2 separate regions of the Homo sapiens genome follow, and region 2 is linked to region 1. Evidence: read pairs that join two places in POLR2A ChIA-PET (ENCODE). Cell type or tissue: MCF 10A. All regions are shown on one strand.

The links. ChIA-PET counts read pairs that join two places held together with the same protein. Peaks named below come from ENCODE experiments on the same cell type or tissue, not always from the same donor. Only the 100,000 strongest peaks of a DNase experiment are listed, where the experiment ranks them.
Region 2: POLR2A ChIA-PET joins it to region 1 with 5 read pairs; 2 of 35 experiments call an interaction of 5 or more read pairs at or near these places.

Annotation. Positions count from the first base shown.
Region 1 is chrX:85,690,851-85,695,850 of GRCh38, reverse strand. No RefSeq gene overlaps it. Among named protein-coding and RNA genes, the nearest start is that of MIR1321, 140 kb to the left of the region's middle. In MCF 10A, no CTCF peak of the experiment used is centred here; no DNase peak of the experiment used is centred here.
Region 2 is chrX:85,920,996-85,925,995 of GRCh38, reverse strand. All of the region lies in intron 8 of CHM (CHM Rab escort protein), which reads left to right. Among named protein-coding and RNA genes, the nearest start is that of MIR361, 20 kb to the right of the region's middle. In MCF 10A, no CTCF peak of the experiment used is centred here; a DNase peak (open chromatin) is centred at 2,965.

The sequences.
Region 1 (5,000 bases):
TTAGTAGCCTACCAAAGGAAAAAAAAAAAAAAAGCCCAGAACCAGATGGATTCACAGCTGAATTCTACCAGAAATACAAAGAGGAGTTGGTATTATTTCTTCTGAAACTATTCCAAACAATTGAAAAGGAGGGACTTCTCCCTAACTCATTTTATGAAGCCAGCATCATCCTGATACCCAAACCAGGAAGAGACAAACAAAAAAAGAAAACTTCAGGCCAATATCCCTGATGAACATTGATGTGAAAATCCTCAATAAAATACTGGCAAACCAAATCCAGCAGCACATCAGAAAACTTATCCACCATGATCAAGTCAGCTTTATTCCTGAGATGCAAGGCTGTTTCAACATATGCAAATATATAAATGTAATCCATCACATAAACAGAATCAAAGACAAAAACTACATGATTATCTCAATAAATGCAGAAAAGGCCTTTGATAAAATTCAACATCCTTTCATGTTAAAAACTCTCAATAAACCGGGTATTGATGGAACATATCTCAAAATAATAAGCGCTATTTATGACAAACCCACAGCCAATATCATATTGAATGGGCAAAAGCTGGAAGTATTCCCTTTGAAAACCAGTACAAGACAAGGATGCCCTCTCTCAACACTCCTATTCAACATAGTATTGGAAGTACTGGCCAGAGAAATCAGGGGAGAGAAAGAAATAAAGGTATTTAAAATGGAAGAGATGAAGTAAAGTTGTCTCTGTTTGCAGACAACATGATTTTATATTTAGAAATTCCCATGATCTCAGCCCAAAAACTTCTTGAACTGATAAGCAACTTCAGCAAAGTCTCAGGACATAAAATCAATGTGCAAAAACCACAAGCATTTCTTGACACCAACAATAGGTAAGCAGAGAGCCAAATCATGAATGAACTGCCTTTCACAATCGCTACAAAGAGAATAAAATACCTAGGAATACAGCTAACAAGGGATGTGAAGGACCTCTTCAAAGAGACCTACAAAGCACTGCTAAAGAAAATAAGAGAAAATTTAAACAAATGGAAAAACATTCCATCCTCATGGATAGGAAGAATCAATATTGTGAAAGTGCCCATACTGCCCAAAGTTAGTTATAGATTCAATGCTATTCCAATAAAACTACCTTTGACGGTTTTTACAGAATTAGAAAAAATTATTTTAAATTTCATATGGAATCAAAGAAGACCCTGTATAGTCAAGATAATCCTAAGCAAAAAGAACAAAGCTGGAGGCATCAGGCTACCTGACTTCAAACTGTACTACAAGGCTGCAGTAACAAAAACAGCATGATACTGGTATCAAAGCAAATATATAAACCAATGGAGCAGAACAGAGACCTCAGAAATAACACCACAAATCTATAACCATCAGATATTTGACAAACCTGGCAATAACAAGCAATTGGTAAAGGATCTCCTATTCAGTAAACGGTGCTGGGAAAACTGGCTAGCCATATGCAGAAAACTGAAACTGGACCCCTTCCTTACACCTTATACAAAAAGTAACTCGAGATGGACTGAAGACTTAAATGTAAAACCCAAAACCATAAAAACCCTAGAAGAAAACCTAGGCAATACCATTCAGGACCTAGGCATGGGCAAAGACTTTATGAAAAAAATGCCAAAAGCAATGCCAACAAAAGCCAAAATTGACAAATGGGATCTAGTTAACTAAAGTTAAAGAGCTTCTGCACAGCAAAAGAAACTATCATCAGAGAGAACAGGCAACTTACAGAATGAGAGAAAATTTTTGCAATCTACCCATGTGACAAAGTTCTAATATTCAGAATTTGCAAGGAACTTAAACATATTTACAAGAAAAAGGCAAACAACCCCATCACAAAGTGGGCAAAGGATATGAACAGACACTTTTCAAAAGAAGACATTTACGTGGCCAACAAACATGAAAAAAAGCTCAACATCACTGATCATCAGAGAAGAGCAAATCAAAACCAAAATGAGATAACATCTCATGCCAGTCAGAATGGCAATTATTAAAAAGTCAGGAAACAATAGATGCTGGTGAGGCTGTGGAGAAATAGGAACACTTTTTACCGCTGGTGGGAATGTAAATTATTGCAACCATTGTAGAAGACAGTATGGCGATTCCTCAAGGATCTAGAACCAGAAATACCATTTGACCCAACAATCACATTATTGAGTATATACCCAAAGGAATATAAATCATTCTACTATAAAGACACATGCACATGTATGTTTATTGCAGCACTATTTACAATAGCAAAAACATGGAACCAACCCAAATGCCCATCAATTATAGACTGGATAAAGAAAATGCTGTACATATACACCATGGAATACTATGCAGCCATAAAAAGGAATGAGATCATGTCCTTTGCAGGGACATGGATGAAGCTGGAAGCCATCATCTTCAGCAAACTAACACAGGGACAGGAAACCAAATACTGCATATTCTCACTCATAAGTGGGAGTTGAACATTGAGAACACATGGACACAGAGAGGGGAAAAACACACACCAGGGCCTCTTGGGGGGGTGTGGGGTGAGTGGAGGGAACTTAGAGGATGGGTCAATAGGTGAAGCAAACCACCATGGCATATGTTTACCTATGTAACAAACCTGCATTTTCTGCACATGTATCCCCTTTTTTTTAGAAGATAAAAAAGAATATAAAAATAAAATAAATATTTTACTCCTTTTGCTCTCTGTCTCCTCACACACACACATAATTTTATAATATTTTTCTGAACCATTCACGGGTGAGCCATGTGCATCATGAGCCTAAGAATATGACAAAATACTTTTATCTAACATATCTCTTATATTCCAACTATGCCAGTTGACCCAGTAGTGTCCTTTACAGCATTTTCTCCTTGAGTTGAGAATCCAGTCTAGAACCTGGTAGCACATATAATTGTCATATCTCGCTAGGCTTCTTTAATCTGGGACAGGTCCACAGCCTTTTCTTGCCTTTTGATCATCCAGTCAAGGTGCTGCCCAAATTATTTGATGTATAATTACTGGTTATATTACTTTTTTGTAACTAATAAGTTGTCTGTGGGAAGTCACTTGGAGAATATGCATAATTTCCCCCAAGATTCAGCCTCCACTTATCATATTTTATTAATTTAGTCTTTATTATGATTATTGTTAAATAATTATTTTTTAGCTCCAGTACTTCCTTCATACTTATCAGCAATCTATTTCAAGGAAAAACCCTTCCCCCATATTTATTTATATATTTATCTATTACTGTCAGTGTGGACTCATGAATTCTTATTTTTTCAGTGGTTTACTCAGTAATTTTGGTGCTTATATTGTCTCAGATTTTTCCAGCAGGAATTTTTTTCAATTTGTTAACTGCATTTTGTGGCATGCTCCCAATGAAATGAAAATTTCTATTATGCTTTTGGTATAACAAAACATAATATGTTTTTTTACATTTCAGGCTCATTTTGTGTCTACCCTACCCTAGCTCTGGCATCAGTCATTTCTCCAAATATCCCTAAGAATCAGGTTTTTTTTTTTTGCTCTAATTGTGCTACATGTTTTGAGCAGGGTTCGGATTTACTTATTATATTGTCTGTTTTCTTTCATCTTTTTATATTTTGATGACATTCAAGCAAGAATGAGTCTCTCCCACTGGTGGAAAAAGAAATTAAATTGGAACTTCCTCTCCAAAACTCTTCTCCCAATATGTTAAATAGACATAATTAGTACCATATCTAATTTGTGGGTGCAAGGCTGGGTGTATCAAAATGGAGAAAGACTATTTCACTTCCAGCTTCAGTATCTGTATAGTACTGTGTATGCAAGCCTATTTAATAGAAATATGTATATAAATGTATATAATGCAAGAATACTGCAGTTAAATTAAGCTGTTTCCTGTTTTATCCAAATTGCATGGGAGAAATTTCAATCCTTGGAAAGGAACACAAGACAAAAGCAAATGAAAGAGTATAATTTTAAATGTTTACAAATATTGCCTTTTTCAGTGTAATTCTTACATAAACAAATAAATGAATAACATGGATGTTTTGTGGTACTGCCTACAGCTCTGGGTATGTTGTGCAACCCCATATTGGAAGAGAAAAACTTGTTACAAGATAAAGCCATAGACAAGTAAAGATTCTGTATGAAACCATCTAGTTATAGTGAACTTTATTTCTTCGAGCAATCTAATAGGATGTGAGGATGGCAGAGCATCACTTATGGGAAGGCAGAACAACTGTGATTTGGTTGATGAAATGCCCCAACCACAGCATTTCTGGCTCCAAGAATAGTCCAGGCTAACAATAACTATCCTTTCTGAAGCTATCAGAGGCTGAGAAAATGAATATGAGCTCTTTGCCGCATAGAGATGAGGAAGTCTCATTTCTAGGGAATCATTTTTCTCCGTTCTGGAAGAGAATAGCCAGGCTATTCAGAAAGCAATGAAAAAGAGGATATTTGAAAGTTGCATGCACACTGACATGTGCTCTGGCTTTCTAATCTTGGGGAGGAGTACAGTGTCAGTCACAGAAAATTAAAATTCCAAAGGATGAATTTAGCTATATAGTAGAGAATGTGCTTCAATCAAAAAAGACTATTGCCACCTGGCTGAAAATATTTTCATTATTTCTTTCTTTTTGGTTTAGGACTTCTTGTATAAAACAATGCAAGACAAAATTCATAGGAACCCCCCCCCCCACCAATATTTGTTGGTGTTATTTCTTCTGGCAATAGCATCATCATTGCTTCAGACTGAACACAAGCATGGAGGAGAACCCCTCAAATCCCATGACCCCATCCCAAAGAAAGTGGTCTTTGGGAGAGGGTGCATCTATCTGCCTTTGACTTATGAGAAACAACAGTATCTCTCAAAGCAACTTCAAACCTAGGAAGTTAGGTTGTGAGAACCATAACGAAGAAATAACTTCAGCATTGTCTAAGATATTAGGTTGTGACATTGTACCTATTATAGAGGTCCTGAATAATTATGGAATCCTAACAGCCAACATTGAGTTCATATGGACATAAAGAT
Region 2 (5,000 bases), 230 kb before region 1:
GGACTATTTCACAAGGACCCTGTGAAAAAGCAGGAAAATGACATGAGTGGCCGTGTTTCTAAGAAGATGGTCTCTGTACATTTTTCAACCCATGAAAGAGATCTAGGAGTTGTTATGTAGGGCTCCCTAAAGACATTCACTTTTGATATTTTTGTTTCTACATTCAGAAAAACCAACATAATCCTGAACATAGCCATGAAGAGCATTAGAAGTAAAAGAAGTATATTCTTTCTGGATTCAAAATGGATGTCTCTTTACCTTTATGTTATTTGTACAATTTGAATTTTCAAGACTGGGCAGCAAAATGGAACAATGATTTAAATAAGGATTACTCAAAACAAAAATGAATATATATCATACAGGACATTAAACCAGAGAAAGAGCCCAAGAAAGGAGATTGAGCAAAAGAAATCTTATAGAGATTCTAAGTAGGATTGCTGTAGGCTAGTTTGCTACACCCCAAAAGTTTGAACCAAAGGCTTTCTTTTGAATTTAAAAAACCTATTTTTGAATGAATTTGCTTAGGTATCTCTGTGGCAGATAATAAAGATGGGGCAAATAGCATGGGTGTTCAGACTGAAAAATGCAATTTTATTAAGAGCTTAGTTTAAATTATGATGTGTTTAAAGAGTAGTCAGGAAACACCAGTGCTTTTCCATCAAAAGTTCCATTGAAATGATGTCCATTGACATCATTGTGATAAGCTATATTGAGGAATCATTGAGTTGGTTCGGTGGTTCTGGCCCTTGTACAAACCAGGTGGTCACTGTACTTATGAAACATAGATATGGAGGCTAGGGTTTGACCCAAACATATAAGTTGACCCTCAGTATTTTAGAAGGCTTTATGTTTTAAAGATTGAGTGATCACTTGTAGTCTATAATTTGTGCTAATTTATTCTGGACCCCTGGTACAATTACTAATACAGATCTGTTTTTGTCATCCAATACATAGTTTTACTGTGACTGTCCTATAGAAGGTTAAATTTAAGGACAGCTGGAAAAACTGAAAGATATTGAATGTATCATCTACAGTCTCATCAAGAATAGAGGAAGCTAGATAAATGGCTAAGATTTATAAAAAGGAGGCACTTTTTGGGAGCAAGTTTTCTGAAGGCTATGTGTTGTTTTTTTTGACAGCTTTTTCTAGATTAAGCATGATGATTATGCCTTCCAAGATTGACAGCAGTTCCTAAAGGGCAGTCCATCTGCCCACAACCTTTTCCTTGAGTGGGAAATCCACACCAGAAGCCCCACTAGACTCAGATACTTGTACTACATAATTTCTTGAATTAGCAGCAGTGCTGTTATTCCAGGTCCATGATGACTCCTTAAGGCACAGAAACTAACCTGTTCCTTGTGCCCTCCTATATAGAAATTAGTACCCAGAGTATTAAGTTGTAATCTTGATGAATGGCCAAGAGATAGTAGTGGTTTTTGAGGTTGGTAACAATTTGCTGTCTCTAATAATCACCCCACAGGTGGAGTAAGAGTGCTTTCTGGGTATTCCTTCACAGCAATACTTGTATAGGAAGACTACCAGGCTTGAGCAGTTGCATTTGATTGCTTCACATTTCATGGGGGAGACTGCTTTCATGAATGTGCACATTACCTTATACTTGTTCTGAGGAAGACACCTCCCTTCTGCCTCCAGTCTATTAGCAATTCTTGTCAGCTTGATGTCTTATATATGTCCCCAGCCTCTCCACTTCTTCATGTGCACTGCCATTACCTTGCTTTAGGTCACCATCTTCTCTTACTTGGTTTATGGCAGACATAACTGGCCTCCCCTCTTTCACTCTTGCCCCTTTGAGAATTCTCCACAGAGCAGCCAGACCCATTTTAAAAATAATACAAATCTGATCATGTCACTGCCTTGCTCAAAACTTGCTGGTTGTACTACTCATTGTACTTAAGAGTAAAGTTTAAGATCTTTAACCTGGCCTTGAAAGCCTTGCATGATTAGGCCCCCAACTATATGCGTCCTCGTTTCCTACTGTATTCCTCCCTATTCACTGTGATCCATCTCCCTTAGCCATCTCTCTTCTTCTTCAAATACACTGAGCTAGCTTGCACTTCAAGTTTTGAAATTTCATTTTCTTTCTGCTTGGAATGTTCTTCCACCCTTTCATGTGGTCAGTTTCTTCTGATCATTCAGGTCTCAGCTCAGATACCAGTTCCTCAAAGAGACTGTCCCTGAATACCCTGTCTAATGTTCCAACCCCCATATCACCTTCACCTTATCCTGTTTTATTATCTTCAGAACACTTACCACTATCTACTCTTATTTCTTGTTTGTTGTCTCTCTCTTGTACTAGGTAAGTTATATGACAGCAGGGACAGCATTTGTCTCGCATACTTTTGTATCCCCAGTGCCCAGAATTATACCTGGTACATAGTAGACCTAGTTCTACAAATATTTGTGCATAAAAGTATAAATGTTGTTGCTTGTTGCCATCAGCATTAACACTTCTCTTAAAACTGTCACAAGTTCCTCTGTAGAAGGTAGTTGAATTGACCAGGTCCCCAAGTTGCTTGAATTCTGTTAGAAACTACAGGGCTTGAACACCTGGAGGTGGACTCTCACACAGTCAATAAGAGCAATGTAGCCTACAAACCCCACATTGGTGGTACAATCTGTAATTATTATCTCCTTTGCTACGGAAGATGATAGCTAACAAAAGCGTTGATGTATTTAACATTTACCATGCACCAGGCAGATAGTAAGCACTTTACATGTATTAACCCATTTAATCCTTGTGGCAAGTCTATGCAATAGATATCATTATCCCCATTTTATAGTCTTGAGAACTGAAGCACTGTCACACAGCTGGTAAGTGGGAGGAATCGGGAAAGGAACCTAGGCAGTCTGACTCAAGAGTTAGAATGTCCACATTAATTTCACAATCACCCCCACGAGTTGATCTCTTTGCAATTTGCACATCATTACTAAAGTTATACACTTGACTTCTAGTGACCTAGTAATTTTGATTTTGGTGATCACTGCTTGCTAAACAAGCCCACTCAACTTCTGTCATCATGACTCATATCAGGTCACGCTTGCTGTTTTGGCAATACTGGATCATTGTGAATGAGGCTATGTTGTAGTGGAACACTCATTTGAAGGCTTTTTTGATGGCCTTGCTGAATAGAGTAAAACCTTATAGATAATGAGTTTCAAGAGCTTGTAGCAGAGGATGAGGCCTGGCTTGGGATTGTTTTGAACGTAACTGTTTCCTGAGGCTGCAGGAGTCATTGCCTATGAAAGATCATCCCCAACTTGGTTTGATTTAAGGTTTTCTTGACATTAAAATGGTATGAAAGTGATACACATTCAGTACACTCCTCAACTTATGATGGAGTTGTGTCCCATTATACCCATTGATATTTTCAGTTTACAAGGCAAGGAGCATCTGTATTTAGCTACTGCTCTTGAGGAAGCATTCTGTTTCAGGCCAATAGGAAGTCCATGCTGAGTTGGATTCCAATAGCTTGAGTCTTAGCAGGGATCTTGGGGAGAGATGATGCTATGGCATATGCCGTCCAATTTTGCCTTCCCAGGAGCCAGACCCACTACAGCAAAATACAGCATTTACTTCTGACACCCACCATACAAATATTCTCCTTCCCTCTACTTCCTGCTCAAAGAAAGATACCAAATACCAAGAAAGGAAGAAAAAAAAGGGGGGAATGTTAGCATAAGTGAAAACTCTGATAATTTACTTTATACTGTAGATCATATAACATGTTTGTGGGTTACATATTTATATTGCATATTTATATCATTTATATTACTACTACATGATTTAGTAATATAAATATGCAATATAAGTATGTAACCCACAAACATGCTATCTGATCTACAGTATATAGTAAAACTGCATTTATAGTGCATGAACATGTGTGTAAACAGCACTAAGACCATCCTGTGTAAAAACTGCATTTATAGTTCATGCATATGTGTGTAAATACCACATGCACATGTGTGTAAATGCACATGTGTGTAAATACTGCATTTATAGTTCATGCACATGTGTGTAAAGACTTTTGGGATCCCCTTCCCGTGTGTGTGTGTATATAAAAATAAATACATGCATTTAGATTTCCCTACATGTATTTTTTCAGACTGGCAGCCACCAATCAGGTCAACATTACAACATGACAGAAAACTCAATATGTTGTTTTAAATATAGTGTTATGATAAATGCATATGTATGAATATAGTTACAAGAAACAAAGTTGAACTTTTTGTAGATAGATGCAATCACTGAAGTCTTACAGTGTCTCGTGACATGTAGGCATGCCTACTTACTGTTGGAATGGAACTTCTGCTTTTCAGTTTACGGTTTTAGCTGGGGTGTCACTAAAGCACATTGATGATCAATGGTCACTCTAATTTTTCTCTTGTAACAGACCTTTTTGTTTGGTTTGTTTTTAATGGAATTTGATGAAGAGTTCAAATGTATTTTTGTAGTGACTTTTTTGGGGACAGTCCTACCTACTGTGTTTAGTAGATTTCTTTTTTAGATAAGTCCTGCAAAATTTATACTTGCTTGCCTCTAGGCTGCATACTACCCTTTGGAAGGGAGGTGTACAGAGCTGTCTTGCCAGGTGTTATGTTAGGCCTTAGGATGGCTTCTGTAAACTGCACCAAAGATGGAGCCTACCTGACATCTCAGAGATGTTTGCCATCTTTGGTTGCTTAATTGTCCTTCACTAAGACGTGTTAACCTTTGGGTTGTTAGGCTGCCATTTAATGCACTGGAAGAAAACGTGTCATGTGGAAACTTATTACCTCCCCCAAAATCATGGTAAAGTATTTACCTTCTACTCACAGCTTTTTCTTTATTTAAAAATTTCTAGCTTACCAGTATACTTTATACATCACATTTTAAAATATGGATTACAAGATAGTCATAATTTGCTAGGTACTCTGAAGACCACTATTCCCATGGTTATACTTTGAGTTTTTGCACTATCTAAAATGAAGTCACACATAAT